3 separate regions of the Homo sapiens genome follow, and all the other regions are linked to region 3. The links are chromatin loops, found by intact Hi-C in ENCODE. Cell type or tissue: mammary epithelial cell. All regions are shown on one strand. Each heading gives the region's core, and the rest is flanking DNA. Links, peaks and the distances in the headings are about the cores only.

What was found. Hi-C counts contacts between places; a loop is a spot of excess contacts. Peaks named below come from ENCODE experiments on the same cell type or tissue, not always from the same donor. Only the 100,000 strongest peaks of a DNase experiment are listed, where the experiment ranks them.
Region 1: it touches region 3 in a loop (6-fold over the local background); 7 of 110 quality-filtered maps call a loop at or near these places.
Region 2: a loop joins it to region 3, with 6 times the contacts of the local background. A loop is called at or near these places in 12 of 110 quality-filtered maps.

Annotation. Positions count from the first base shown.
Region 1 is chr17:72,603,007-72,613,758 of GRCh38, forward strand. LINC00511 (long intergenic non-protein coding RNA 511) reads right to left here. Exons shown (of 5, transcript NR_033876.1): 4 at 97-802. Among named protein-coding and RNA genes, the nearest start is that of LINC00673, 16 kb to the left of the region's middle. RefSeq lists an enhancer at 1-798. In mammary epithelial cell, for the core only: no CTCF peak of the experiment used is centred there; a DNase peak (open chromatin) is centred at 6,705; H3K27ac peaks cover 1,480 bases.
Region 2 is chr17:72,554,873-72,565,624 of GRCh38, forward strand. The region is part of intron 1 of LINC00673 (long intergenic non-protein coding RNA 673); the gene reads right to left. Among named protein-coding and RNA genes, the nearest start is that of LINC00673, 33 kb to the right of the region's middle. RefSeq lists an enhancer at 1,907-2,407. In mammary epithelial cell, for the core only: CTCF peaks have their summits at 2,243 (motif pointing right) and 5,531 (motif pointing right); a DNase peak (open chromatin) is centred at 2,309.
Region 3 is chr17:72,655,759-72,666,510 of GRCh38, forward strand. All of the region lies in intron 7 of SLC39A11 (solute carrier family 39 member 11), which reads right to left. It also overlaps the pseudogene RN7SKP180. Among named protein-coding and RNA genes, the nearest start is that of LINC00511, 21 kb to the left of the region's middle. In mammary epithelial cell, for the core only: CTCF peaks have their summits at 2,129 (motif pointing left) and 5,496 (motif pointing left); DNase peaks (open chromatin) are centred at 1,913 and 5,883; H3K27ac peaks cover 1,677 bases.

The sequences.
Region 1 (10,752 bases), core at 1,817-9,816, 52 kb before region 3:
AAGCCTCCTCCAGGGGGTTAACTGGAAGTCCTACCCAGATTTTGCAAGAAGCTTTGTCATGCAAATATTCTCCAAGACATCAGTTCAGGCACTCACCTCAAATGCCCTCCCTTCTCCCTCGGTCATTTCTTCCTTTCCAGTGAGCAGGTCACAAGGGCAGGCGCAGGAGATGTGATTGAGCTGTGCTGGGAAATGCCTCGGCCCCACCCCACTCCTACTACCCCCTGTGAGGAGGAGGCACAGGCGGGCACTGCCCTCGGAACACTAAAGCTTTGTTTCCTGGAGGTTCTGAAATCAGCCTCCTCACGTACCTCACCCAACACCAAACGTTCTGTCTCCACTTCCTCCTCCACCAAGGACTTTGGGGGGCTTGAAGGAGAATGAGGGAGAGCGGCAGAAAGGATGGCTAGCTAGTAAAGCCCCACATGCCTGCTCAGGCCTGTTCAAGCCCAGTGAGGTATATGTGGGTTCAGAACTGATTACACTTCCCCATCTTACAGATGAGAAAATGGGCTTAGAGAAACTGAAGAATTCGACCCGGGTCACATGGTGGGTAGATGCTGAACAGGCTTTGAACTCTGGTAATTCCAAGGGCACAAGCTGTGTATTTTTTCCTGTAACATCACCTGTCTCCTTGCCAGCTGGGCTGGAGAGATGGCTCTCTGTTGAAGAAAGAGAAGACTCAGATTCAAGTTCAGGGTCAGCCCTTAATTAGAGTGTGGGTTTCCTGTGGGAAAATGGGGGTTGGCCCCATGTACAAGTCTCCGATGAGGTCATACGCCGTAAGTCTGTTCCATGGGCTCTGTAGAAAAAACACAGCTGATGAAAAAAATAACAAACCATCACATTGTTATTCATTTATTCATTCACTCATTCAATGAAAGGTTTATTGAGAGGCTTCTAGGTGTCAGGCCCAGGGCAGGGAGAGATAATAAGGATCTGATCCTTCAGCCTAGAAGTGAAAGGCACATTCTTAAGAAATCTATCCAACCCTTCATTTTACAGAGGTAGAAAGTGAAGCCCAGAGAGGGAAAGCAACTCACCCAAGGTCACACAGCGAGGCAGCAGCAACCACCAAGACCTAGGGTAGCCTGCCTGACAGTGGGCCTATCAGCAGCCCAGGCTATCCAAAGAAGGTAGGACATGTCATTCAGTTCAACCTAATAGACCTGTTCTAAATCAACTAAGCCAGGAAGCCAAAACCTGCTTATGGGGCCCTACTGCGGGTCTCCCTGGGGAGAGGAATCAGCCACTGAGCTTTTGACAGAAATCAGCCACCCTGCAGGAGATGTCCTACAGAGATGACCAGCCCAATTTGTTGCTGAAGCCCTCACTTTAGTGAGCCCAGTTCCTAAGCCCAGCACTAAAGATAACACACCTCCCTCCATACTAAGTCCCTGTCAATATTCATCCAGCATCTAAAGTTCTGGTGCCAGAAGCTGCACCTCCACAGATCTTCAAGCTAATCTGTCCTAGCCCAGGTGAGATTTTGCATCCGAAGAAAATAAGACTTTAGTCAGATTACCCAGGAATAGGACCTGATGGGTATCCCAGGGACTAACCCTCTCGCCCTGCAGATCACTGCCTGACCCCTCCACCTGGCTGACATGTCCCTGGGTAGAGAGCTCTTCTGGTAGAGAAGCACAGACGGTTCCGGGAAGCAGGAAATGTCAGGGTCATGGCCGGTGCTAGAAGAGTTGCCTTCTGTCCTTGAAAGCTGAGGTTAAGCCACATCCGATGACCTCAGAGGACATGGCAGGTGAGCATAGGACCGTAGCATGGCAGAAACCCAGCCACCTGCCAGGGCGAGGCCTGCACCCTCGGGGAGCCACTGTAAACATCTGCCCCTCCGCATCACGCAACTTACCAGAGACGAGGCTTAAACACAAGCCTTCATTTTCTCATTAATAAATCCAGTGGTTTCCCTTGGAGAGACTGCCGCTAGCCACTAAATAAACCAAAAAGAAAACTCTCTGGAAAGGCAAACAGGTTTTCAGGCCAATTCTGATCCATCTCAGCAAAGAAGTGGTCTTTGATGCCTCTAAAGCTTTTTGTCTTGGACAACCGGCAGTGGAGCTCAAGGACTCGGGGCTCCATACCTGACTAAGAGATTTTGTCTCTAAGGAGCCACAGGCTGGAAAGCACAGGTTGTTTTGTTTCTCCCAACACCAGCGGGCTCTGAGGAAGACGGAGTCTGCATGAGATTTAGAAAGGTTGAGTAAAAAGACACAGGGAGAGGCCGGGCGGGGTGGCTCACCCCTGTAATCCCAGCACTTTGGGAGGCTGAGGCAGGTGGATCACTTGAGGTCAGGAGTTCAAAACCAGCCTGGCCAACATGGTGAAACCTCATCTTTACTAAAAATACAAAAATTAGCCATGTGTGGTGGTGGGTGCCTGTAATTCCAGCTACTCGGGAGGCTGAGGCAGGAGAATCTCTTGGGCCCGGGAGGCTGAGGTTGCAGTGAGCTGGGATCGCACCACTGCACTCCAGCCTGGGTGACAGAGTAAGACTCCGTCTCAAAAAAAAAAAAAAAAAAAAGACACAGGGAGGGAGTAAAGGAGGCAGAAAAGACCATAAGACCATTACTGCTTCTCAAATGTACCAATGAGGCATCACTTCTGCCTGGGACACCCTCCTGTGCCCAGGAGCTTTGCATGTCTGGCTCACTCCTACCACTTGGTTCTCTGCCCAGTGTCACCTCCCTAGAAGAGCCTTCTCCCACCATGCCGTAAAAGGTGCCTCCCACTTCCCTGTCACCTTCTAACACAGTGCCCTGTGAACTGGGATACAGGAGAAACAAGAGAAGAGCCCCCACTGAGTATAGGAAGAGATCTCCACTGAAAAGAGAAAGAAACCCCCACTGAAGAGGGGAGGGACCCCTCACTGACCATGGGAAGAGCCCCCCTTTGATTATGAGAAGAGCCCCCCCACTGAATGGGAAGAGCCTCCCCAGTTAATATGAGAAGACCCCTCCCACTGACTATGGGAAGAGCCCCCCACTGGCCATGGGAAGAGCCCCCCAGTGAATATGGGAAAAGCCCCCCTTTGATTATGAGACGAGCCCCCCACTGACCATGGGAAGAGCCCCCCACTGAATGGAAAGAGTCTCCCCCAGTTAATATGAGAAGAGCCCTCCCACTGACCATGGGAAGAGCCCCGCAGTGAATATGGGAAGAGCCCCCCTAGTTAATATGAGAAGAGCCCCCCTCCACTGACTGTGGGAAGAGCCCCCCAGTGAATATGGGAAGAGCCCCCCACTATGGGAAGAGCCTCCCATTGGCTTTGGGAAGAGCCCCCCACTGACCATGGAAAGAGCCCCCCACTGACTATGGGAAGAGGCCCCCATTGACTTTGGGAAGAGCCCCCCACTGACCATGGGAAGAGCCCCCCACTGACTATGGGAAGAGCCCCCCATTGACTTTGGGAAGAGCCCCCCACTGACCATGGGAAGAGCCCCCCACTGACTATGGGAAGAACCCGCATCCCCACCCCCGCCACCAAGTATGAGAAGAGATCTCCACTGAATAGGGGAAGAGGCCCCCACCGAAAAGGGGAAGAACCTCACTAAGTATAGGAAGAGCCACCCACTGATTATAAGAGCCCCCACTGATTATAAGAGCCCCCACTGAATAGGGGAAGAGGCCTCCACTGAGCACAGGAAAAGCCCCCAACAGAGTCATGCTCCTGGCCACTTTCTCCACCTTGTCCTCAGAACAAGCCACTGACTGGTGGGCAAGAGCCATGGGCCCAGGTTTCTGGAGTCAGCTGCTAATTTATCTAAAGTCTGTAAGGCCTGGACACTGAGTCTCAGAAGTAGTCCTGCTAGTCTTGCTCTATAGATCCTAACTTGGCCTCAGAAGACTGTCCCTAGAGCTAAACTGAAAGGGGGAACTGAGAGCTCAGGCAAGCCCACCTGGTCCCAGGACAATCAGGTTCTCCAGCCTAGCTCTGATCATTAAAAATCACACATGGGAGCTGCACCTGCCTGACTGCTGTGCCCATGTCTCTGTTGGCTTAAAAATCAGGCAAAGACTTCCTTAGACCCTTTCTATGTGTTTGTTTATTTTGATCTCTCCTCCATTAGAATGTAACCACCAGGGTCTCTGCTTTTGCTCACTGTATCCTTAGTCCCTAGAAGGGTCCCCAGCGCCTAGTGGGTGAGTATCAGATATATATTGCTAGAGAAAACAGATCATCATTATTGAGGGTCTACTATATGCTAGGCATGAGATGGATGTCTCACCTGATCCCCTTGACAACCTTTAAGGATGATGTGATTAAGCCCATTTTGCAGATGAGGAAACTGGGATTCAGAGATAGACAGTGAGCTTTCTAGCATGACATTAATGAGGAGCATCACGCCAGGCCCTGAAGTGCAGGGGGCTCTCATTCCACGGTTTTAACACTCAAAACCACAGTGGAAGTTCAACACTACCAACAGCAATCATTTCAAATGAAAAGAACAACTCTTTAATTACTTTGACAAGTTGACTTTTAACCTACCTATTTTCAAAAAGTATTTGAGTCAAGAAGAAATAGAATATCTAAACAGACCCATAACAAGTAAAAAGAGACTGAATTAGTTAAAACAAAACCAAACCACATGAAGCAGAGCCTAGGACCAGATGGCTTCGTGGATGAATGCTACCAAACATTTAAAGAGGAATTAACTCTAATCCCTTACAAGCTCTTCCAAAAAAATAGAAGAGGAGGGACAACTTCCCAATTCATACTATGAGGCCAGTATTATTACCTTGATACTAAAACAAGACAAAGACACCACAAGAAAAGAAAAACACAGACCAATATTCCTTATGAGTAGATGCAAAAATCATCAACAAAATATTGTCAAACTAAATCCAGCAACATATAAAAAGAGCAGACACCATGACCAAGTGAAATTTATCTCAGGAATGCAAAGATGGTTTAACATAGAAAAATCAATGTGACACACCATATTAACTGAACAAAGGACAAAAATCACATGATCATCTCCATTGACACAGAAAACACATTTAGCAAAATTCAACACATTTTCATTATAAAACACTCAACAAACTAGAAATAGAAGGGGATTTCCTCAACTTGACATAGGGCATCTATGAAAAACCTACAATTAACATCATACTTAAGGGTGAAAGACTGAATGGTTTCTTGTCAGGAATAAGACAAGTATGTCCACTCTTACCACTTTTATTCAACATTGTAGTGGAGGTTCTAGCCAGAGCAATTAGGCAAAAAGAAAGTCATCCAGATTGGAAAAAAAAAAAAAAAAAGGAAGCAAAATTATCTCTATTTGAAGATGACATGATAAGAACAAATGTTGGCGAGCACATGGAGAAATTGGAACCCTCATCCTCTGCTGGTGGAAATGTAAAATGCTGCAGCCACTTTGGAAAACAGCCTGGTGATCCTCAGATGATTAAATATAGAGTTACCATAAGACCCAGGAATTTCATTCCTAGGTATGTAGTCAAGAGAACTGAAAACGTATGTCTATACTAAACTTGTACACAAATATTCATAGCAGCATTAACCATAATAGCCCAAAAGTAGAAATGACTCAAATGTTCATCAACAGATGAATGAATAAATTGATATATCCGTAAAATGGAATATTATTCAGCCATGAAAAAGAATGAAATACTAATACATGCTGCAACATAGATGCACCTTGAAGCCAGACACAGAAGCCACTAACTGTATGATTCCATTTATATGAAATGTCCAGAATAGGCACATCTCTAAAGACAGAAATAGATCAATGGTTGCCAGGGGCTGAGGCATGCAAGGAATGAGAAATGTCTGCTTATGGTTATGGGGTATCTTTTGGGGGTGCTGAAAATATTCTGGAATTAGACAGTGGTGATCAATGTATGACTTTTCTGAGTTGTACATTTTAAAGGGTGAACTTCATGGAATGTGAATAATATCTCAATAAAGCTGTTATTTAAGAAAATGAGGCCAGGCACAGTGGCTCATACCTGCAATCCCAGCACTTTGGGAGGCTGAGGCAGGCAGATCACTTGAGGTCAGGAGTTCAAGACCAGCCTGGCCAACATGGTGAAACCCTGTCTCTACTAAAAATACAAAAATTGGCGGGGCATGGTGGCATGCACCTGTACTCCCAGGTATTCAGGAGGCTGAGGCAGGAGAATCGTGTGAACCTGGGAGGCGGTGGTTGCAGTGAGCTGAGGTCATGCCACTGCACTCCAGCCTGGGAGACACAGCGAGACTCCATCTCAAAAAAAAATGATAGGAGGTGCCCTCAGCAAAAACACATCTCTACAAATTATAATAAAGACCAGTAACATGATACAAGTAGAGACAAATAGTTAAAGGGAGAAGGGAGAAGAGCAAGCCGCTCGTAAGTAATGAGGAGAAACACTCTCTGAGTGATGGCCTAGTCTTATGCTGGCATTCCAAATGAACCTTGTGAATAAAGGCACATTTGAAAAACACTGTCATTTTAATGTTTCCCAATATAGCAATGCAATACTACCAATATCATCAAAAACAGTTGGAATGTAATATTTAATGGCAAATGGTGAGATCTAGAAATTTTTAATATAAGCCAGGGAAATAAGAAGGGACTGTCTGTTCTCCATTCTTGGCCATTTGAGTCACTCTGTTGAAGTGCATTTCTGTGGATGCATTTGATTTCATATTAATCACCACTGCATTTCTAGCTCACCATGTGGCTTTTGGCCAGGCATTCACAATTCACCTATAAAACGAAAGGGTGGGGCAACATTCTTTGCTGTTCTAAAATCTATGACTTGACTTGGCTCAACCGGAATATATGAAGCATGGAAATCTCTCTCTTTGTGTCCTTGAAGGGTTTACATTTCTTTTAATGGCCACAAATTAGAAGCAAGAAATAATGGGTCAAGTCATTACTAAATAGTATTTATTTCCAACCCAAACGTTACTTTTAATGGGGTACTAAACTAAGCAGCAGAAGTATGCAATAAGAACAGAGGAAATGTCATGTCCTCCAATCTTTGCTCAAATGTCCCCCCTCTCTTTTTTTATTTTTTGAGACAGGGTCTTGCTCTGTTGCCCAGGCTGTGAAGTGCAGTGATGCTATCATAGCTCACCAGAGCCTCAATCTCCTGGTCTCAAGGGATCCTCCCGCCTCAGTCTCCTAGGTGGTCGGTTCTACAGGCATGCATCACCACGCCTGGCTAATTTTTAAATTTTTTGTAGAGATGAGGGTCTCGTTATGTTGCCTAGGCTTGTCTTGAACTCCTGGCCTCAAGCAATCCTCCCGCTTTGACCTCCCAAAATGCTGCTTGAACCCCTGTGCCTGGCCAAATGTCTCCTTTTTTTGTTTGTTTGTTTGCTTGCTTGCTTGTTTGACACACAGTCTCACTCCGTCACCAGGCTGTAGTGCAGTGGCACAATCTCAGCTCACTGCAACCTCTGCCTCCCGGGTTCAAGTGATTCTCCTGCCTCAGCCTCCCAAGTAGCTGGGACTATAGATGCATGGCCGCCACACCCAGCTAATTTTTGTATTTTTAGTAGAGACAGGGTTTCACCATATTGGCCAGGATGGTCTCGATCTCTTGACCTCGTGATCCACCTACCTCAGCCTCCCAAAGTGCTGGGATTACAGGTGTGAGCCACCATGCCCGGCCCCAAATGTCTCCTTTTTAAAGAGCTCTCAGCCTCTATTTAAAATTGCAACCCAATGGCCATGCCTCCCTCCAGCACTGGAGATTGTCTCAACTCTGCTTTCCTTTTCTTTTTCAGTAGCACTTATCAACTTCCAGTAGATAATATAATTTACTAATTTAACACACCTATTATTTATCACCTTTAGAAGCAGATTTCTCTGATGTATACTATGCACCCAGCACTGTACAGAAGAGAATTCTGAGCAGGAGAATTGGACCTTTTCCAGTATACTGAGACTTCTTCCAAAACTTAAGAAAATGTTTAGCTGGAAGATAGTCTGTGTCAGTCTGTTTTAAAATACAGGCATGCACACTGTGCCATGATGGCTTTCCCATCTCAGTAGTAGACTCTGCTTATCATGTCCATCAACAATCAGAAAATAATGATTTGTTCCTACATCAACACTGCAGTTACTCAGTTCATATATTTGTTTATTGAACTGAGAGCTTCTATTAAATTGTGAATATATCAAATAGTGTTTGTTGAGCTGAGAGTCTCTTTATGTGATAAGTTTGTTTCTAAAACTAATTGCTGCTTTAGAATACCTATAATGCAAATTATTCCGCCTGGTACCCGCTCCTCCTTTGAGAACAACGCTTCCCACCTCGTCCCACGGTTCTGGCAGGAGCAGCTCTGTTGGTGCATGGCCTTCTTCCTCCCCTTGGCTACAGTTGACGGGTCCAAGGATGGGCATCTGACTTTAGCTAATCCAATCAGAGTCCTGCCTTGAGATTTGGCTGACTAGAACCGAATAAGGGAAGCTCGCCCTCAGTGAAAGCTGCAAGATGTAAAAGTCAAGGGCAAGAGGGTGCTCATGTTTCCTCCCAAATGAAGAAAGCAGATCTGTAAAGAGAGAGAAGAAAGCTCCGTGCAGAGAAAACTCATTCCACACATGCCCAGAAGATGGACTATATTCTTTCTGTCCTTCCGGTTGATATTTCATTCTTTCTTGATTGTTGTTGTTGCTTTGTTTTGACATAATCCTTCCAATAAATACCTTGGGATCCATGCTAGTCCCACTTGGGGATCTACTCCTTGCAGCTCCCAATCCATGCATTAAGAGGTCATGATAAAGACAGTCACAGCTGGCCGGGCACAGTGGCCCACGCCTGTAATCCCAGCACTTTGGGAGGCCGAGGCAGGTGGATCACCTGAGGTCAGACTGGCCAACATAGTGAAACCCTGTCTCTACTAAAAATACAAAAATAACTGGGCATGGTGGCAGGTGACTGTAATCCCAGCTACTTGGGAGGCTGAGGCAGGAGAATTGCTTGAACCCAGGAGGCAGAGGTTGCAGCGAGCTGAGATCACCCCATTGCACTCCAGCCTGGCCGACAAGTGTGAAACTCAGTCTCAAAAAACAAAACATGACCGGGCGCGGTGGCTCACGCCTGTAATCCCAGCACTTTGGGAGGCTGAGGCGGGTGGATCATGAGGTCGGGAGATCGAGACCATCCTGGCTAACATGGTGAAACCCCATCTCTACTAAAAATAAAAAAAAAAAAATTAGCTGGGCATGGTAGCGGGTCCCTGTAGTCCCAGCTACTCAGGAGGCTGAGGCAGGAGAATGGCGTGAACCTGGGAGGCGGAGCTTGCAGTGAGCCGAGATCACGCCACTGCACTCCAGCCTGGGCAACTGAGCAAGACTCTGTCTCAAAACAAAACAAAACAAAACAAAACAAAACACAAAGACAGTCACAGCAACTACTGAGACGGGAAAGCTATCATGGCATGGTGTGCATGCCTGTATTTTAAAACAGACAGATACTTACAGACTATCTTCCGGCTAAACATTTTCCTAAGTTTTGGAAGAAGTCTCAATAAATTGGAACAAGTCTCAATTTTCCTGCTCAGAATTCTCTGATGCTCAGATGATGATGGTTCAATTGGAGGTAGCTCACCAGGGCAAACGGCCTGCTTCTGCACTGCCAGAGGAACGAAGGTGGAAGCCGCTCAAAAAGAGGAGCTTCAGTTGGAGCAACTCACCTCAGCACTAAAAGAAAGATGTGAAGTCCCCTGGGGAAGTCAGAAGCCGACAAAGGATGACAGAGAAAACTCCAGAAATGTTAAAGAGAAAGAGATCAACAACTGGTACATTAATAATCTGAATGATAGAAGAAACCTAGAAAATTTGCAAACTGCTTCAGTTGATGAAACTTTTCTCAATTGTAATAATTATTTGTCCATTCCATTATTATAAGGCCTCTGTTTGAGCAGAAATACCATGCATAAAAGAAGAGAAAAAGGATTTGTTCTGTGTGTCTTTTTTTTTGGAGACAGAGTCTTACTCTGTTGCCCAGGCTGGAGTGCAGTGGCGTGATTGGGCTAACTGCAACCTCCACCTCCCAGGATGAAGCAACTCTCCTGCCTCAGCCTCCTGAGTAGCTGGGACTACAGGCATGCACCACCACGTCCAGCTAATTTGTGTATTTTTAGTAGAGCTGAGGTTTCAACATGTTGGCCAGGCTGGTCTCGAACTCCTGACCTCAAGTGATCTGCCTACCTTGGCCTCCCAAAGGGCTGGGATTACAGGCGTGAGCCACCGTGCCCGGCCCTGTGTGACTTTTGACTCCAGTTTTTGGATGAATCAGGGTCCTAACAGGATACAAACAGCACAACCACTTTGGGGGACTGAAAAGAGCTTAAGACAGAGATGATGTATTATGGGATGGGCAGAGTTCAAGGAACCAACAAGGGAGAGTGCAGGTTCATGGGGCCAGCAGTGGTGGGAAGGCATGACCCCCACCCTCTGAAGTCAGACGGGGCAAGGAGAGCAGAATGTTTCCAGAACCCAGAGACAGCAGCTGCGGAGAAAGGACAGCCTGCCAGAAACTGAGGCTACTTTCCTTCCACCCTCTAATCTTCTGCTATTCGCTCCACTTGCTGAACTCAGCTGGAATCCAGTGGCCAAGGGAGCCTGCTGATGCAATCCCTACAAGGGCAGCTCTTGGGGCACAGATCAGGGGTGAAATGGAGACAAGATCTGGATGGGCAAAGGAAGGAGATCCAGCTCACGTTTCAAGGGTGAGTTTCCACTCTCGTGCCAGCGTTAGAGGGGGATGCTAGGGAGA
Region 2 (10,752 bases), core at 1,231-9,230, 100 kb before region 3:
AGGGATAAGGGTGGCCCTGCACGTCTGGGGTCATCAGTCCTCACAAGACACCACGATTACAGACACCACAGAAATCATTTGGGCTGAACCGTGTGAGATCCAGATGGTCCAGATCCAAACCCACCATGCCCTGGCCATGACCTTGGAGATGGTACTGAGCAGTTGAAGATATCAGTGGCTGTACTCACCTTACAGATCATTCTGACGGCTAAGTACTGATAAAGACCTCTGCCTGGGAGAATACACGCATGACCTCCACCTTGTCAAGGTGAGAATCAATACTTTACAGATGATGAAGCTGGGGGCGGGGCACTGATTCACCCAAAGGAACACTGAGGGTGGCAGCACCAGGATTTCCACGCCAGGTTGGAGGCCAAGCCCAGCTGCTTCTCGCAAAGGAGACAGTGACAAGTGCTCACAGGTATCACCGTGGCCGACCACAGACACAGCCCTGATGCAGCCTCACCACAAAACCTAGTTCTCACCATACCCAAGACCCCCAGTTAGCCCAAAACCAGGCGAGCAATTCAACATACTCATTGTTACAGGCTCCAAAAACGCAGAGCCAAAAGAAATGACAAAGGACTATTCACTCAACACCTCAAACTCAAACTAGGAAATATCTTTCCAAGCATGAAAAAAATTGTTCCAGGACCAAGACAAGGAAAATGCACTTTCATAGGTATCCATGAGCCCATACTGATATAAATGAGTGAGTGAATGAATAAATAAATAAACGAGGGAGATGGGACAAAATGTCCTGATAGAAGAACTCCAAATAGTGTATTTGGACACTTCCCCCTCCAGGAAATTGAGCTTATGTCCCCTCCTATTGATATAAAGGGGCTGGACTTGGTGACTCTCTTCTAATGAAGGGTACAGAAAGGGAAAAACAGCAAATGCACAGTGAAGAAAACTGGCGGACACCACCTTAGACCAGTGATCAAGGTCAAGATCACCAGTGATGAACGCTGTTGACGTCACGTACCCACTGATTTGATGCAATGAGAACACTTCACTGCTGTATTCTCCCTGAAACCCCAGTTTATTATGAGAAAACGTCAGACAAAACCAAATGGAAGAACATCCTTCAAAATACATGACTAGCATTCTCTAAAATTGTCAACGTCACTAAAAACAAGAAAAGACTGAGGGAAACATCACAGAGCAGAAAAGACTAAATACAATGTGGAATCCAGACTGGATCCTTGAACAGGAAAAGGATATTAGTGGAAAAACTAATCAACAGAGACCAACTCTATGGTTAATAGCATGCTTCCAATGTTAATTTCTTAGCATTGATAAACGCACTATGATGATGTTGACATGCTTGTTGTATGCATATAACATAGTATGAAGATGTTAATACCAAGAGAAACTGGGTGAGAGATATATCAGAACTCCTATTATTATTATTATTATTTTGAGACGGAGTCTTGCTCTGTCGCCCAGGCTGGAGTGCAGTGGCACGATCTCGGCTCACTGCAACCTCTGCCTCCCGGGTTCAAGCAATTCTCTGCCTCAGCCTCCTGAGTAGCCGGGATTACAGGCATCCACCACCACGCCCAGCTAATTTTTGTATTTTTAGTAGAGACAGGGGTTTCACCATGTTGGCCAGGCTGGTCTCGAACTCCTGACCTCGTGATCCACCCACCTCGGCCTCCCAAAGTGCTGGGATTACAGGCGTGAGCCACCGCGCCCAGCCCAGGAACTCATTTTCTGTAAATGTATTTTCTGTAAACTTTTCCGTAAATCCAAAAGTATTCCAGAAAGTGGATAATGTGTGGAAATCTTCAATAACGCAACCTGTGTCATACAATGGGATGATGTCACAAAGCTGTATACAGTTTACGGGCGATAGGCAGCTGCGTCCTGCCCCTAATTTTTAGAATTAGAGCAGCTACCCGGTGCCAGGTGCTTTACTGTCGCTAATTCACAAAACGCCATGAACAGGAGCCTCCCCGTGAATGGAAAACCAGCAATGAGAGCGCTTCAGTCGCTTGACAGTCACATTCATGTGTGCACCTGATCCGGCGCTGGCTCCAAAGCCCATGTTCTTTCCCACACGCCCCACTGTGCCCCTCCGAGACTGGAACCGTAGAGAGCGACCACCTCTTTCTATCAGGCCCCAGTGCCCTGCAAGACACAAGACCCTCCGGGAGGGGTCTCTGTCCATGGGTCCATGGTCCCAGATGCTGGAGTGAGAGCTTCATTTGAAAGCCGATACACGGAATAACCACGAGGTGGCGACAGACCCCAGCAATATCCAGGAGAGATGCCCGCGGGCCCAGAGGAGCTGCCTGAGCTCAGGTGCTGCTCTTCGCCTGACTTCCCTGCTGGGCACAGCTGGTTATAAGGAGTTAATGCCTTTGCCCTGGCCACGATTTTTGTGAGGACAGAAGCGAGCCACTTCCCTCAAGCACCGTTATAACTCTGGAGGTCTATCTGTTAGGAACAATGCAGATTGTGCCTTCGCCGGCCTTTGGCAGAAACCGGCAGAGCTCTTTACATAGGACCACACCCCCAGGCACGCACACAACACACACACACTCACACACCCACTCACACACACACCCACACATACCACACACACCCAGACACACACACACCACACACATTCTCACACACACACACCCCTCCCCAGAGACACACAACACACACTCAGACACACGCCCAAACACGCACACAACACAGACACACATAACGCAGACACACACAACATATACACACTCATACACCCAGACACACAGAGACGCACAAGACTCAGACGCGCACACACACACTCATACACACACAGGCAGAAACCCAGATATACACAATCATACACACACCCACACACTTATGCACACTCACACTCATATACACACCCAGGCACACACACTCATACACCAAGATACACACCCACACACTCATACACAGACATACAGACACACACACACCAGATATGCACACTCACACATACACTCAGACACACTCACATACACTCTCTCACACACATACTCCTGGGAGGGATCCTGACATTCACCTAGGGGAGTCAGGGGCTACAGGCCTTGACAAGCATGCTAACAATTTCCAGTGTGGGTAACAGACCTGGGTCCTGGTCTCCCACCTTTTAAACCTCAGATGCTCCAGCCTGTAATCCCTACTACCTGGGTTTGAATCCCAGCTCTGTTACTTACCATTTATGTGACCTTGGGCAGGTGGCTTAGCTGTGGTCCTCACTTTCCCCACCTAGGGCCTAGAGACAGGAGCAGGGCTAAGCCCACTGGATTTTTAAATGTATAGCTGAAAGTCACTTGAATCAGAGCCTCATCAATGTCTGGCACTTTTTGCTGTTGTTTCTACCCCTTGAGGGAGTGTATTTACCCTGCCCCCAGTCCTCTGTATTCAACAGAATACAATTCTTGTATATGAAGACAACACGGGCTTACCATGACAAGCCTAGAAGAGGTCCTAATGAACAGGTGCCCTGCTATCTACTCAGGCTACGAAAGAAAAGACTAGAGATTCCTCCAAACTACAGACTCGATTCATGGGAGATGCTCTCCACCTCTAACTGGTTTCCAAGAATCCACCATAGTGGGCCATCTTGTTACCTAGGGAGGACTTGAGGGCACCCAGACCTCAAAGGATCCGCTAGGAAAGTCATGTGGGCAAAGCTGCAATGTTTTCTCTCTCCGTTCCTGAGAGTTTGGTTTTTCCAATGGTCAAAGTGAATGTTCAGGATCTACTGCCTTAAAAACCTTCTCTAGGCTAAAATGTGACAGCCCTATAATGACAGAGGACTTGCACACTCCAGCAGAGCATGCTATTCCTGTAGGCCCTCAAGTGTTTATATGAGACAGACTCAAGTGTTTTCTGGAAACAGTCATGTTGTAGCATAGGAGGGTGATGGAGCCTCCCAGGAAAGGGTGGCACCCATGAGTCCCCGGATTTTCCCTAGAAGGTGCCAGCCTTTACGACCTGTACAGAAGAGCTGCCTTCCAGGGGGCTGGCAGAGCAGAACTCCCCACATTGTGCCAGCTCATCGTCACCAAAAGCTCCACTGCCAACACGCACTTCATGGAGGGAGAGAGAAAAACCAGGGTTCAATCCGTTCTTTCTAGACCAGGGCTCCAGAAAGCAGGGGTCCTAGAGCAGGAGTCCCAGGAGTCTAGAGCAAGGGTCCCCTGACCAGCAGCATCTGCATCAACAGGGAGCTTACAAGAAATGCAGGTTCTCAGGCCCTGCACCAGAGCAACTGAATCAGGAACATTGCGGGTGGGACCAGCCATCTGTGTCCTAAACAGCCCCCCACAGGGGCTCAGATGAGCTCCAGCTGAAAAACCACGGGCCTAGATGCTCTGAGGAGTACGGTTCATCAAACCCAGCAGCCACTGCACTGTTCTGGCCTTCCTCAGAGTGACCTTTACAGACCTGCTGTTTTTCGTTTTTTGTTTTTCTGAGACAGAGTTTCACTCTCGTTGCCCAGGCTGGAGTGCAATGACATGATCTCTCGGCTCACTGCAACCTCCACCTCCCGGGTCCAAGGGATTCTCCTCCCTCAGCCTCCCGAGTAGCTGGGATTACAGAGCCTGTCGCCACGCCCAGCTAATTTTTTGTATTTTTAGTAGAGACAGGGTTTCACCATGTTGGCCAGGCTGGTCTCGAACTCCTGACCTCAGGTGATCCTCCCACCTCAGCCTCCCAAAGTGCTGGGATTACAGGCGTGAGCCAGCGCACCCAGCCCAGACCTGCACTTTTGTATTTATGTCACAGGCCTCCTTAGTAGAAAGTGGCGGGGAAAGAACCTAGAAGATCCTTGAAGCTCAGAATTTCCTGTGGGAAGAGGATGCGTCCACCACAGAGCATTCCTGGGGAGCCCACGCATCTCTCTGCACAGTGGCAGCCCGTGGATAACTTCACCTAATAAGAATTGATAGAGCTGACCCAGAAAGTACTAGCCTACACCGGACCATAGCCCTGCCACCCCTAGCAATTATATAGGGATTAGAGCAGAATATTTTATCCCAGCTTTCCCCGTGGCTTTTATCTTATTTTTCCTTCCTTTATTTATTTTTATTTTTTTAGATACAGGGTCTTGTTCTGTCACCCAGGCCGGAGTGCAGTGGCGTGATCGCAGCTCACTGTAGCTTCAAACTCCCAGCTCAGTCTCTGAAGTAGCCGGGACCATCAAGCCGGCTAATTTGTTTTTTGAAAAGATAGGGCCTCACTATGCTGCCCAGGCTGGTCTCAAACTTGTGGGCTCAGGGGATCCTCCTACCTGGGCCTCCCAACGTGTTGGAATTACAGCCATGAGCCACCGCGCCCAGCCTTTATTTCCTTTACTTATGAAAATAACATTTTAAATTAAATGCCTTAAGTCCTTTTGGCGATAGACCAGGTATGTTCAATAGTCTGCCAAAGACATGTGAGTTTTCTAAAGCTATTTCCATCCATGTCGGATTGGGGTGAGAGAAGGGAGACCCAGTTAGGCTGCTGGTAAATGTGTACATGGCCTGCACCTGCAATAATATAACCTGAACACTAGAGGGCACCAGAGCCCAAGAGTCAGGCAGCCCCAGACTTGGCCCTGAGCAGGAAGCACCAGGCGCAATAAAAGCCCCCTCCAGACCCCATAACTATCCAGGCTGCAAGAGCTGCAAGATCCAGACCCTCCTCAGCCTCACACCTCCAAACACCCACCTGCCCGTGTTCACCTGTGGGGTGGTCAGTAAGCAAGTGCCCAGGGACACACGGAGCAGGGCTGCAACCCCAGGCCATCAGTCGGCCTGTGCTCTGAGCCCCCACTGCGTGCCAAGTGCTGCAGGGAGGGAACCATGATGGTGCCGTGCACGTGTGCAGAGCCTATCACTTACCAAACATGTTCGCCCACACACAGACACACAGACATGCACACGCCACCTCTTTATATCATCCCCAGCACCCAGTAAGGCCAGCTCCATCACCCCATCCTGCTGATGAGAAAAATGAGTCCCAAGAGTGCACGGTGACTTCTCAGGGTCAGACATCCTGGCTGGTTAACAGCCGCCCAGCTGGGGAGGTCCCACTCGGCCCAGGGTGGTTTTCCACTTTAGCGCAGCACCTCCCAAAAAGCAAACATGAACCTGTTCTCGGGAGTCCTGCCTGCGATAACCTGGAGCTGGGCTAAACCTGGAGTGAATGCTGTTAACCAAGCTCAGGGCGGGTTTCCAGGAGGCTGAGCTCGCACAGCCACAATGGCAAAGCCACCACTCAGAGAGCTGGAGCCCTTTAGTTTCCCGGCGCCTCCTGCCGGTTCTTCCCGTAAACGTCTGTGGCTCATGCTGCACAGTATTCGGTTGCATCTGCTGCTTCATGGCTCTGTAAAAGGCAAGGTGGGGGGCTGTGTATATGTACGCATGAGTATGCATGCACGTGTGTATGTGCACATATATATGCATTTATGCACCCCCTAGAGGCACTATGGGCCATGAGGGACCTGCCTGTCCCTCCCTGCACCTCATTCTGGCCACAGTGGCCAGTCCTCTACCCCTGTCCCCAGCCGTGTCCTGCCCCAGACCCACCGGGAAAATGCAAGGGAGAGACAAGGCACCCTGCACAAATCCACAGACGCTTACAGGGTGACACCAGAAAGGAAACCTCCAGGCAACCTACCTGTCCCGGAGCTCACAGGGAGTGTGGCCCTCCCAGACACCCAGCCTGACTCCCCAGACACAGCCATCATCCAAAAATGGCACCACAGAGGCAGCCATCAATTATTTTGTTTCTAGTCTTGCTCAAGTTTTTTGCACTTATTCCCTTTTTGTCCTAATAAATAATTTCCATCAAAAGGAATCCCGCGAACATGGCTATTTGGCAGAGAACAATCATATGTCAAACTTTCCTACATCTACAAGAAGAATGGATCTGTTGAAACCCATTTAAGTCTCAAATGATGTATACAGAATATAGAGAATATTCTTTGCCACAGATGAGAATATCCCTCTCGTTCTGAAAATCTGGCTGAGCAGGGCCGGTGCTGGAGCAAGGTCCGTGCTGGAGCAAGGTATGGGGGAGTCCTCTTTCCCATGACCACTTGCATGGGTGTCTTCATGAGACCCACTGGGCATGGTGGTGGGGAGAGGGCTCATGGGGCTGAGCTCCTGGGGGTGAGCTGTAACCCTTCTTTGGGGACTTTTTATCTCAGACTGAAGGGCTCAGTCTCGGTGACCAGGGCAGATTCTGCCACCCTGCAGCTGTTTTGGAGGAAGGTCAGGGAGGCCCATGAATATGGAACCAACCAGGAGGAGGTTCTTGGGACACACAGATCCAGGACAACACAGCCCCAGGCTGACGTCCCCATCAGACCATCCATGAGGCACAAACCAGCGCCCGCCATACTCTGAAGGGCCCATGAAAATGTTTTAACTTCTTTTAAAATCAGGGGAAAAAAAAATAGAACACATGCTTTTAGGTAAAAAAAATGTTTTAATATATCATAATATTTGACATTTTTAATATATTTTTTAAGTAGGAAGGGATCCAAGAGGGCAAAGTTGCCCAGAACCTGCAAAAGTCAGAATGGCTAGAGTGGCCCGGGAAGTTTCCAGAACTCCTGAGCTGGGACAGCCGAGGTACACTGACAACCGCACCATAGACAGCCCCCCAAAGCCAGATGCCCCTTCTCGTGGGCCCTGAGAGGGGAGTTACTGCACCTGCCAGAGCACAGCTACATGGCCCAAGGTGCTTCCAGCTGCAATGAGACCCTAAGAACTCTGTCCACTTAGGAAAGGTTCTTATCCAACCCCGGGGCCAGGCAGGAATGGGCGTGGAGAGCTGGGTAACAGCAGAAAACCAGGAAGATGCAACTCTCCCCGTTCTCCTGAGACAAACCCTAGTGCAAGACTCCACTGCATTTCCTTCCATTTCTATTGACTATGGTAATATGCACATACCACGCAACTCGGCATTTTAACCTGTTTCAAGTGTACGATGACAGCACATTCACAGTGTCGTGCAAGCATCACCACCATCTAGGTCCAGAGCACTATCAGCCCCTCTGAAAGGAAACTCCACCCCATTCATCAGCCACTGTCCACTCCCTGACCCCAGCCCAGCCCCTGCCAGCCACTAAGCTCCTTCCTGTCTCTGTGGGTTTGCCTATCCTGGACATTTCATAGCAATGGGATGTGCAACAGGGGGCCTTTTGTGTCTGGCTCCTCTCAGCCTCAGGTTTTCAAGGTACCTCCATGTTGGTAGCACATGTCCATGCTTTGGTCCTTTCTATGGCTGAATAATGCCCCCCACACACACACTGCCTGCTACCTTCCATTGGTTTTTCTCCCCTTAGGGGCATGAAAGTGCTAATAAAGGAAAGCTGAAACCTCTATGACTTATGTTAACAAACCTCAGCTCCAAGCACTCACCTAGGTAAGAGATGTGGGTGCTGAGAACTGAAAATGAGCAGGCACACGCTTTTTTATTATTTATTTTTGTTTTGTTTTTTTTTTGAGACGGAGTCTCGCTCTGTCACCAGGCTGGAGTGCAGTTGGCGCCATCTCGGTTCACTGCAACCTCTGCCTCCTGGGTTCAAGCGATTCTTCTGCCTCAACCTCCTGAGTAGCTGGGATTACAGACGCTCACCACCATGTCCGGGTGATTTTTGTATTTTTAGTAGAGACGAGGGTTTCATCATATTGGGCCAGGCTGGTCTCGAACTCCTGACCTCGTGATCCACCCGCCTTGGCCTCCCAAAGTGCTGGGATTACAGGTGTGAGCCACCACGCCCCACCTATTAATTTATTTATTTTGAGACAGAGTCTCACTCCATCACCCGGGCTGGAGCGCAATAGTGTGATCTCGACTTATTGCAACCTCTGCCTCCCGGGTTCAAGTGATTCTCCTGCCTCAGCCTCCCAAGTAGCTGGGATTATAGGCAAGCGTTCATAAATGTTCCCATACACGTCTGTGGCTCATGCTACATGGTATTCGGTTGAATCTGCTGCCTCATGGCTCTATAAAAGGCAAGGTGGGGGGTGTGCATATGTGTGCACATGAGCATGCATGCACGTCTGGCTATTTTTTCATATTTTCAGTAGAGACGGGGTTTCACCATGTTGGCCAGGCTGGTCTCGAACTCCTGACCTCAAGTGATCCTCCCACCTTGGCCTCCCAAAGTGCTGGGATTACAGAAGGCAAGCACATTTTTAAACCACAAAACACAAAAAGTCAGATCCACCTGCGAGCGTGCATTCTGTCTGGCGTCAGCCCTAATAGTCTCCCTCTCTTCCATCATTCAGGGCCCCAGGGAGTCGAGTGCTTACTCAGCACTTAGACCAGGGGATTCAGGGATTTCTGCCTGGAAAGCCCCGTCTCTCCTGTCTTGGTGGTAACCTGGTCCCTTTTACCTGCAGCTCTGGCAAACGCCAGCTGCTGGGTGCTTCCTCCTCCTTCATGAGAAAAGATGAGAAACTGGGGTAAACAACCCACCAAGGGCAGGTATGGAGAGAAGAAGGAAAGGCTAAGACACAGATGGGAGAAGACAGACAGGGAGAAGGTAGGGAGAAGATGACCCATTTGGACCTGCTCCTCAATGCCCAAGAAGCAGAGAGTTTTTCAAGGACAGCTTTAATAATAAGAGCTCTTCTTCGAAGCTCAGGGGGATGGATGGAGGAAGAGTGTGAGACCCACAGCAAGAGCAGCAAGCTGACACCTCCCTCGCCACAGCTGGAAGCCGCTGCCCACTGACCAATCCCATAGACGCCCTTCACTCCCCAGCCTCCACACCCCTGGCTAAGAGGACCCAGAATGGATAGCACAGTTGTTTTTTTTCCCCCTCTCCCAACCTCCCTGGGGCTCAAGGAACGGGATAAGGGTTATGACTGCCAGATCAGAGACTCAAGTCACTTCAGATGTTCCTTTTTTTTAAAAAAAAAAAAAAAAAAAAAAAAAAAAGGCCGGACGCGGTGGCTCATGCCTGTAATCCCAGCACTTTGGGAGGCCGAGGTGGGCGGATCACGAGGTCAGGAGATCGAGACCATCTTGACTAACACGGTGAAACCCCATCTCTACTAAAAATACAAAAAAAGAAAAAAATTAGCCGGGTGTGATGGCGGGCACCTGTAGTCCCAGCTACTCGGGAGGCTGAGGCAGGAGAATGGCGTGAACCCGGGAGGTGGAGCTTGCAGTGAGCCGAGATAGTGCCACTGCACTCCAGCCTGGGCGAAAGAGTGAGACTCCATCTCAAAAAAAAAAAAAAAACAAAAACAAAAAAAAAAAGCAAGGCACAAAAGTGCAATCTGTGGTGAAAAACTGGAACTCAAAGGCCAAGAGTTAAGGACTGGTTAAGGAAACAATGGCCCACTGACTCACTGGCCCTCAAGCACCATTGAAGATAATTATCAATGTAGGCTGCAACATAGAAAATTGGTCTTATTATAAAGTGAAAGAAGGAAGATACGTAGAATATCCATGGAATGGTTCCATCCTGCCAACGCGATATGAACATCTGGTCCAGAGCTTCAAGAAGATAACAAATGTATTTCATCTCTAGGCCTCTGTCAACTTTTCAAATTTTCTACCACTGTTTTCACACCAAGACCACCATAACAGCCTTAGCATTATGCATTTGCAACTTGCGTACCTCCCTGATGTTTCCCGTCCCCTCTCTCCCTTTACAGAAGCAATTACTTGGGCCAGGCACAGTGGCTCACGCCTGTAATCCCAGCACTTTGGGAGGCCGAGATGGGTGGATCACTTGAGGTCAGGAGTTCGAGACCAGCCTGGCCAACA
Region 3 (10,752 bases), core at 963-8,962:
AGCAGCAAAGCAGGTGGTATTCGGGGATATGGATGCATAACAGAAGTGACAGAGAATATTGAGGACCCCGTGGCAGGGATAGTCTCTCAGTGGTAGGGGGTGAGCCGTGAGCTGACTTAGGAGCTGTGGGGCCTAGACTGGCTGGAGGATGGGAAACTGTGAAGAAGAACAAGGGCAGCCTCCCGGGGGGCTGGTGGCGTGGAGGATGCCCCAGGCTCACCAGCTCCCCTCCTGCAGCCCTGCTGTGCATTCCTGCAAGGCCTTCAGTCTAACTAAACACTCTGAGCTGACGATCCTGGGCAGGTGGGGTTGGTGGGCCATTCCCTCCCTCCTTTACGCTCTGGGAAGGGAAAGGTCAGATGAGAGGTTTCCTTTCCAGGATGGGCCATGAAAATTCAAAACAGCATTCAAAAGCCACGGGGAAAATACAAACCCATGCCCTTCTGAAGACAGTGAAGCTGCTGTCTTCTGGGTTCTGTTCCTCCCCAGCAGTAGCACAAAGACACTATTACTAGTCTGGACCACGACACATTAATGGGAAGGAGAGGGAAGTGGAGATGAAGGGCTCTTTTAGAAAAGAAACCGCAGGCTGTCCCCTGACAAGGTCCCTTGTCCCTTCCGTGACAAGCCAAGTCCCATGGCAACCTGTCACCGGAGCCTGACTGAGAGCAACAAGGCAGAGATCTCTCGAGAAGGGCCAGGAGAGGGGCATCCGTGTGTAGAGTGGGACAGGAGAGGAGAGAGGGAGCGTGGAAAGGGAAGGAGACGGGGGAGGCGGGAAGGGAGGGTCGACAGGGCAGGGAGTCATTGGGGAGGAGGATGACTCCTGGGGTTGGGCTGCACCAGCAAGGACAAGAGCAGCCCTGACAGGCCTCTCCCGGGGAGGTCTGTCTGCAGGGGCTGCCTCATGGAGGCAGAGTTTGCCTCAGGGCATCCAGACTTCTCTTTTCCTTTTCCTTAGGAATCAGAATTTGCTAGGAAGGGACAAAACCAGAGAACCGCGAGGAAGGGGGGTCCCATCCAGCATTGGGGGAATCAGGGTTTATTTTTAAAGTTCATTTCCTATTATATGTTTATTTTTATTATTTTTTTTAAACATCGAAGGCCGGGCATGGTGGCTCACACCTGTAATCCCGGCACTTTGGGAGGCTGAGGCAGGAGGACTGCTTGAGGCCAGGAGTTTGACCAGCCTGGGCAACATAGCAAGACCCTGTCTGTATATAATAAATAAAAATAAATAAAAAAGAGAAAAAAGAAGAACAGCAAAGAACACAATTATCAGGCATATTTCAAAATCATTCCTCAAAAAAATAAATAAATAGGCCAGGCACGGTGGCTCACGCCTGTAATCCCAACACTTTGGGAGGCAGAGGTGGGCAGATCATGAGGTCAGGAGTTCAAGACCAGCCTGGTCAACACGGTGAAACTCCGTCTTTACTAAAAATACAAAAATTAGCCAGGCATGGTGGTGGGTGCCCGTAATCCCAGCTACCAGGGGAGCTGAGGCATGAGAATCGCTTGAACCCGGGAGGCAGAGGTTACAGTGAGCCGAGATAGCGCCACCGCACTCCAGGCTGGGCAACAGAGTGAGATTCTGCCTCAAAACAAACAAACAAACAAACAAAAGATAAATAAATAAATAAAAATAAACATCAAGGAGGAGCAGAGATGGAAGAGAGAATGGCAAGAAGGAAGACTACAGAAGATCACTTGACTGCCCTGACTTTGGGCAGGAGTGAGTAGCAATGGTTTACCTCATTAGAATGTACAGGCCAATATGTTAAGAGGTCAGAATTCCCTGAATACAGTGTCCCTTTTGGGACAGGAACTAGGGTGCCCAACCATTCCGGTTCACCAGGGACTGAGGGGTTTCCCAGGATATAGGACTTACTCAGTGCTAAACCTGGCACAGTCCCCAGATAACTGATGTGAGTTGGTCACCCTCAGAAGTAGTCAGAAACAGGGTAGGTGGCAGAGGCAAGCTAGGGTAAGAATTTTAATTTTCCACAGGGGATATATACAGAATCCTACAAGCTAAGCAGATGTTTGAAAAAGTAAAAAGCCCTACCTAAAACTCGCAATGGTCTGATGCAAATTTTGACCGCTTTTAGCCCCTTGGATCTACTGCCCTCTAGAGAGCCAGCTTCCCTGAAACCCTCACCAGCCCCATTGATGCTGGGTGGGTCCTTGCGGGCTGCTGTCTCCAGCCCAGCCCTGAGTGGCATCCAGGAACTGGGCAGGCACGGCAGAAGCAGAAGGGATGGCCTCCCTGTAGGGACAGCAGCAGACACTTTGCTTTCTTGGGTAGGGACATAAAGAAACAATTCAGGCTGCTTAGGAAACCCCCAGAGGTGACCTGTAAGGAAGTGGGGAAGGCGCTGGGCCTGAGCACAAATAATGAATCCTAGAAGATGGAGGGGGGCTGGGCCCACAAGGGGTGCCAAGGGAGTGTAGGCGGGGGAAAGGTGCCCATTCATGGGCTTGGCCTCTCCGTGGGCTGGATGCAGGGGCAGAGGCGGACAGTCTGAGGTACTTTTCCAGAGGTCTCTCATCCTTTGCTCTTCCAACCTGGTAGAGGCTGAGGGCCAATGGCCAGGGTCCCATCCGGGTGCTAGGTAAGAAGGGCCTCCCTCCTCGTATCTTCAGGGAACACTAATCCCAAGCAGTGGGCAACAGGAAGAAAGGCATCCCCGGTGGGCAGTTGTTTCTGCTTTTTCTTAGAGGCCTGACCCTGTTTCGCCCCAGGGGCTGACTTCTCTTCTCCAGCATCCTCCTCCTACTACCCCCCACCCATCACCCATGTTAAAAGTTAGGGCCCTTGGAGGTCGCCTGGCTCAATGCCTTGATTGTTAAGATTGTTAAGGTAGAAAAAGGAGATGCAGACAAGTACAATGCCTTTGGAGGCCCTGTGATGTGTAGTGCCAGTCAAACATATGAGTCAAACACATCTGGGTGGGACCCCAGGTGCACAGGTGGGACCCAGTGCAAGCTACAGATCACTCAGCCTTTCCTTTAACTGAAAAATGGGCATAAAACTCCCCCACCGACAGGGCTCTTGTGTGGATGGCAAATGATCACTGTGAAGTGCCAGGCTTATCTCGGAGCCCAGAGTGGGTGCTCTTTAAATAGCAGCCACTGTTAAAACTGCCCGAGGCTGCTGAATGAGGCGGTGATGAGCTGGGCACTGAAGCCTCCTATTCCCCCCAGACTGGTGACCTCCCAGCCACACACCAATTTCTTCTACAAAGGGTGTGCCTTAGCCTTCTCAATTATACGACCTCCTGGGCAGAACCATGTCCTGCAGTGGCAACTTGGCCACCTGGAAGCCTCTTCTCAGGAGTCACTCCAGAGTCAACCGCTAAGCCCTGGCCATGTGCAAGAGCTCATGCCACATATGAAGAAAGACATTTGGAAGGTCCCTGTCTTCAAGGAACTTATAATCTGATACACAGCAAAAGACCTGCCTGCAAATGACTCCAGCACAGCACGGGACTTGCTAAAGGCCATAAGATCTAGCACAGAGCATTAGGGGCGAGGATGATTTTGGCGGAGACAGATGATCCAGGAAACCTTTGTGGAGAAAGCAACATCCAAGATGGACTGTGAAGGATGGGGACAATTTTAATAGATAAAGATGGGGAAATGCATTTCATCCAGAAAGAAGGAACAGAGAAAGCAAAGATGTGAGATGATCTGGCGGGGTGAGCTAGGTCTTCCTTTCTCTCCCCTTCTCCAAGTCCAAGCCAACATACAAACAAAAATAAAACATGCATTCGAGCCAAGGCCTATCTCTCTTACACGTGTCCTCTGTGACTCTTTTTTTTTTTTTTTTTTTTTTTTTGGAGACAGAGTCTTGCTCTGTTGCCCAGGCTGAAGTGCAGTGGCGCGATCTTGGGTCACTGCAACCTCTGCCTCCCGGGTTCAAGCAATTCTCCTGCCTCAGCCTCCCAAATAGCTGGGATTACAGGCACCTACCACCATGCCTGGCTAATTTTTATTTTATTTTATTTTTTTGTATTTTTAGTAGAGACAGGGTTTGACCATGTTGGCCAGGCTGGTCTCAAACTCCTGACCTTAGGCAATCTGCCCGCCTCAGGCTCCCAAAGTGTTGGGATTACAGGCTTGAGCCACCATGGCTGGCCCTCTGTGATTCTTTCTTAGCTGAACCTGCTGGATTTTTAGGGAAAACCTGAGTGTTAAACACCCCAGCCATACCTCAGGTGTTTTCCAAGGCCGGAGTGCGAAGTACCACCCCAGGGGTCCCTATACTATCTTTGGGAGGCAGATGCCTGTGCTGAGTGAGTTACTCAGGGGTGTTCCCTTGAAATTCATTTATTAGCCATCTCCACTCAAACCTCAATGTCTCAGGCCTTGAGCTTGGGAAATGCTTCCAGCTCGTGTCAGCAGCAGCACAGAGCATGTGCCAGGAGCTGTGCACAGCACTGGAGACCCCACTGCAACCGCCTGCGGTTGAAACCAGCTCAAGTCTTTCATTACCGCACCCATCAGAGGCAGCCCGAGGTCCTCCGGCTAGAATAAAAATGACGATAACCACTGCTGTTATTTATTGAGTATTACTACGTGCTGGGCGTGCTTGTAAGCATATTACATGTAACAACATGCCTTGCCCCTCAACCACCTCATGAGCAGCTTTCACCATTATTCCCATTTTACAGATGGAGAAATTGATGCTCAAGGAGTTAAATAACTGGCCCTGAAGGTTGTGGAGCTGGGAAGTGACAGAGCAGGGCCTCCTAACTGCTACTGTGTACACATACCGGGTTTTCTGGGCCTCATGCAGACCCATCGAACCATATGGAGATAGGGGCGGACGCTGCCCGACACCCACTTGGCTAGTGAGCTGAGGTTCTGGCCTCTTCTGGTCAACAGGGAGGGCAGGCCAGACTCAGGGGGTTTCGAGCCAGAGACCTGCAGGGTTTAATGGAGTGGAACGTGCCATCCACAGCGGGATTTCTCAACCTCACCACTACTGACATTTCACACCGTGAGTTCCTTGTTGTGGGGGCCTGGTTCTGTGCAGTGTAGGATGCTTACCAGCATCCTCGGCTCCTATCTGCTAGATGCCAGCAACAACCTCTCAGCTGTGACAACCAAAACGTCTCCAGACATGGCCAAATGTCTCCGGGGAGGGGGAGGGGACCAACCCTGATTGAGACCCACTGACCTTGAGTAAACATGTTAGATGAGCTTGCTTCCTTAGCAAATAGCTGGACGACAAAAACTGCTCAGACTGAGTGTGGAGAACACCTGATCTCACGCATCTCATTTGAGAATTTCTAGCCTCAGTGGAGTGCAGGCTTCTAGGGAACTTAGCTATGGCACGACAGATTTGGGGCTGAGCAACCACCTTTGAGAACCACCAGGCCTCAGCTCCCTTAGTCCAAAGCCAGTGGTCACTCTCAAAGCTCACTGTTGCACAATTCCAGGGGTACTTTTCACCTTGTGTTCTCTGACCATGGCGCCCCCTGGAGTTGTGCAGTGGGACACTCCTGCTTGAGCGCAGATTGCTGCTCAGCCTGGGGTGTAGTTCTGGGGTTCGAGGTGCACGCTCTCAGGAGAGGTAGTGGAGAGAGTCATGGGTTTCTCTGAGAATTGGCAAGCGAAGGGACGGCAACCTGCAGCCTTGCTCTCCAGGCTATATTCCCTGGCCGGTTGATTATGAAAGGAGAATGGCATATCCCTGACAAGCCCTGCTTCACCCCGGCTTTCAGATCCTCCCATGTGCGATGAGCGTGTGTGTTCTTGTGTGGCAGGCCCTTACATACTGTTTTGATTGTTATCATCTTGCCGTGAAAGGCCTGATTGTTCAGGCCTGGAGATGACATCACCGGCTTCCCACTAGGGCAGCCTGTCGAGGTGTTTGATGAGCCTGCAGGTGGGAAGGGGCTGGGTACTCCCCGCAGGGCTGCCCGGCCCTACCTGCTCAGAGGAGCTGGCTTAGCACGCAAGGGATCTTCCCCCACCCTCTTGGTGCAGTTCTCGGAAACTTCTTGGTGCAGGCTGGCGAGATGAGATGACCCATCCATTCCCTTACAGTCTGCTGCCTTCCTTCGAGGGGGTGAGGAAGAGCCCAAGGAAGTCAGCCGGAAGGCAGGGTGGTGGCTGAGGGTGATTCAGGCCACCACTGTGCACTTCTCCCTGCAGAAGTGTAGACAAACCGCCCACATTTCTATGGGATCACTGACTCCCAGAGGAATGCTCTGAAGACCTTCACCTGCTAAGTGTCCCAGCAAAGCAAACCAATCCTATGGGCTAGCCAAGTATGAGGCTGCCTCATACAATGTGGTGGGGGCACACATCTGAGAGCAATGTGCCTCTGTAGCCATCAAAAGACACATCTTAAACTGGGCGCAGTGGTTCGCGCCTGTAATCCCAGCAACTCAGGAGATGGGTGGGAGGACTGCCTGAGCCCAGGAGTTTGAGGCTGTAGTACTATGATGGAGCCATGGCAGTCCAGCCTGGACTGGCCAACAGAATGAGGCCTTTTTTTAGAAAGAAAAGAAAGGAAGAAAGAAAAGAGGAAAGGAAGAAAGAAAAGAGGAAAGAAAGAAAGAGAGAGGGAGAGAGAGAAAAGAAAGAAAAGGAAGGGAAGGAAAAGAAAAGAAAGAAAAGGAAAGAAGGAGGGAAGAAAGAAAAAGAAAGAGAAAGAAAGAAAAAGAAAGAAAAGAAAAAAAAGAAAAAGGAAGGAAAGGAAGGAAAAGAAAAGAAAGAAAAGGAAGGAAGGAGGGAAGAAAGAGAAGAAAGAGAAAGAAAGAGAGAAAGAAAGAAAAGAAAAAAGAAAAGAAAAGAAAAAGGAAAGAAAGGAAGGAAAAGGAAAGAAAAGGAAGGAAGGAAGGAGAGAAGAAAGAGAAGAAAGAGAGAAAGAAAAAGAAAAAAGAAAAGAAAAAGGAAGGAAAAGAAGGAAAAGAAAAAGAAAAGGAAGGAGGGAAGAAAGAGAAGAAAGAGAGAGAGAGAAAGAAAAAAGAAAAAAAGGAAGGAAAGGAAGGAAAAGAAAAGAAAGGAAGGAAGGAAGGAGGGAAGAAAGAGAAGAAAGAGAGAAAGAAAGAGAAAGAGAGAAAGAAAGACAGGCACACACATCCTGGGAGTGCTGTTATTCATGGCAGTGCTATCAATAATAGTCATAAACTGGAAACCATGCAAGTGCCCCTCTACAACAGAATGAGTAAAATAAACTCATTTTATTCCTTGTGTTCTATTCACACAATGGAATACTGTGTGGCAATAAGAATGAAAGGTTTATACCTCTGTGTGAGTCTGGAGCCACGTCACAGACACAATTCTGAGTGAGAAAAACTAGACACAAAATAGTAAGTGTTGTACAGTCCTATTTACACAAAGTCCCCAAACAGGCACAACCAAGCTATGCCTTCTTAGCTACTAATTTAATGGCCATTAGCCCATTGGCAGTTTAATTTGTTAATTCTCCTTAACATATTTGAAATTTTACAAACAACACGTTTGAGCAGAAACCGACAACTCTCTAAAGGTAGGATTTCAGTTCCTAGGGAGGAGTCATATTTTTGGGAAAAGAGTATCTTCCCATTACCTTTTTAAAAAGATATTTTACTGCAGTTGAATGTATGTTCAGAAAAGAGCAGATCCGCCTGCGTTGTACAGGATAACGTTTCAGAAACTAAGCAAACCCATGAAACCCACATCCCGATCAAGAAACGGAACATCACCAGCACCCTGAGACCCCCTCAATCCTGGGCTCCTGCTCCTCATGGGCCTCTCCTGAAGGAGAATCACTATCCTCACTTCTAACAGCAGAGCCTAGTTATATGTGATTTTGAACTTTATATAGATAGTTGAGGCAGCAGTGCAAGGCCCCAGAAGAGGATCGCCTGGGGGTCTGAATGATGAGGGCCTCAGTCTCATTTCCTGCGGACCTGGCATGTGGACAGTCTCCTTAGATCATGAGTTTGGACATCCGTGTGGGGTATTGCCTCAGGATATGAACGTCTGTCCCGCGAAGCATCTCTCACTCCAGTTTCTTATTCACGGAGGGCTTCAGCCTCTCCATCTGCAGCAAACACATCAGGGGAGGAGATGCAACCAAAACATTTAGTTCCCCAGCTCTCAAAATACTATCGCAAACCACTAACAATGTTTCCAGAATTTTAGTGCTTTCTTCTTGAGAGCTTGTTTGGAGGTTCTAGCAGGGGAGCGCAGCTACTTGTATACCCTTGACCGAAGACCGGTCCTCCTCTATTGGGGATGGTCGTCCTCTTCAACCAAGTGCACAGCTTCGGGAGGGACGCACATGGAGCGGTGAGGGAGGAAAGGGACACCCGCCTAGCCAGCCAGATCAGCCGAATCAACCCTGGCAATCAATGGAGTGACAGATGTCACAGCCAGATTGCCCTCACATCCTTAGTGCTTTCTTCTAAGGAGCTTTAAGTGCCTTTATAAACAGTTATTATTTCTATGACAGAGGAGGTCCATTTTCTATTTTGTAGATGTAGTAACCAAGGTCCACAAAGGGTAAGCCATGGACTGAAGGACACGCCGTGGGTCCCTGCAGTGAGGGAAAGGATGCTGGATGCCAAGCCCTCTTCCATACCTCATTGCTCCACATAAAACTGCAGAAGGCAGGGAGGGAAAGTGGTCAGTGGCAGCTTTGGGGAAGAGGAGACCATAAACCGTGGTGCCATTCTTGGCTACTCTCTGTCACACCTTATATGCAATTTGCCAGGGAAACCAGAGGCGGGGATCTACCTTTAGATCTGATGAGAATCCAGCCACTTCTCCCCTCTTCCATGGCTATACTAAGGTGCAAGCCTCCATCATGTCCTTCCTGGGCTACAGTAACAGCCTCCTAACCAGTCTCCCTGCTTCCACCTTTGCCCCTATAAACTCTATTCTCTGCAAATTTGCTAAGTCTGATTATGCTGCTCCTGTGTTGAAGACACTGCAGTGGCTCCCCATTCCACTCAGGGCCAGGGCCCACATCCCCTGCTGGCCTGTAATGACTTACACATTCATGCCCTCCGTTCTCTTCTTCTCTTCTGATTTATCTTCTCTCCATTCTCTCTTCTCTCCATTCTTTTCTCCCTCCATTCTCTTCTTCTCTTCTGATTTCTTCTTCTATTGATCTCTTCCTAGCTCCAGCTACACCAGCCATCTGGTCTCCTTGCTGTTCCTCCAGAATGCCTGGTTACTTCTACCTTGGGGCATTTTCACTGGAACATTCCTTCTCAGTTATCAGTGGCTCATTTCTTCAACTCTTTGAAGGCAAGGCCACAGGACCTTCCCAAGGCCAGATCATAAAAGGCTTGTAGCTTCTTTCTCTCTTCTCTCTCTCTGGACTACTAGCTCTGGGGGAAGCCAGTTGCCATACTGTGAGAATATTCAAGCAGCCATGTGGAGGTGCCTACATGATGAGGAACTGAGACTTCCTGCCAACAGCCATGGGAGTGCGCCATCTTGGAAATGGATCCTTCAGCCCCAGTCAAGACTTCAGGTGACTGCAGCCCCAGCTGACCTCTCTTGATTGCCACCTCATGAGAGACCCTGAGCCAGGACCACTCAGCAAAACCACTCTCAGATTCTTAACCCATAAAAAAATTGAGATAATCTTTGTTGGTTTAAGCCACCAAGTTTTGAGGTGTTTTTTTTTTTTTTTTTTTTTGAGACAGGGTCTTGCTGTTGCCCAGGCTGGAGTGCAGTGGCATGATCATGGCTCACTGCAGCCTTGACCTCTCAGGTTAAAGCTATCCTCCCATCTCAGCCTCTGAAGACCAAGGCATGTGCTACCAGGCCCAGCTAATTTTTTAAAAATTACTTTTATAGAGATGGGGGTCTCACTATATTTCCCCGGCTTGTCTTGAATTCCTGGGCCCAAGTGATTCTCCTACCTCAGCTCCCAAAGTGTTGGGATTAAAGGTGTGAGCCACCACACCCAACCAAGTTTTGAGGTATTCCGTTACGCAGCAATAAGTAACTAATACAGTCACCTTCTCAATGAAATCTACCTTTTTTCTAAAACCTAGTCTTTCTCTTTCTTTTTCTTTCTTTCTCTTTCTTTTCTCTCTCTTCCTTTTGATAGCATTTATTATCTCCTAACCTACTATATATAAGGTATTAATTGTTTATGTTTATTATCTGTTCTTTCTCCCACACCTGACCTCACACTCAAACAAGCTAGGATTCTCTGTTCACTGATTTATCCCAAGCACATAGTCAAATGCCAGGTGCATACAGCAATGAAACAGACATGTGTGCAGATGCACGTCTAAGAGTTCTAGCAGGTCTGATGTCTGCTCCCAGCTGCGTGTAATCAATCAGCAGGGAGCATGTCACAATTCTCTGGGCCTCGGTGTCTTCAGCTGTAAAATAAGGAGGTTAAATTGGGCGACCCGTAAGTTCTTTTCCAGATCCTACGTTTTGTGATCCCTAAACAACGAGGGTATTGTGGGTTCTCTAGATTCCAGGGGTTGCAGAGACAGGCCTCTGCCTTTGCCAAAGCTCATTTTCCTGTCCATTTTCCGTGCACATCTGGAAAGCCAAAAAGCAAAACCATCGCATTGTGCACATCTGGACAGCATAAACCGACCACTCCAAGAGGAAACTCCAAAACGGCTGCTCAGCAAAACGGCAGTGGAGGCCAAATGAGAAAGGTTGAAAGGGCTCCTTTCTTTTCTACCCGCAAAACAATCTTCTGGGCACAATCTTAGGAGCTGAATGCTTTGCCGCTGAATAACATACGCTCTCAATAGGCTTCGACTGCAG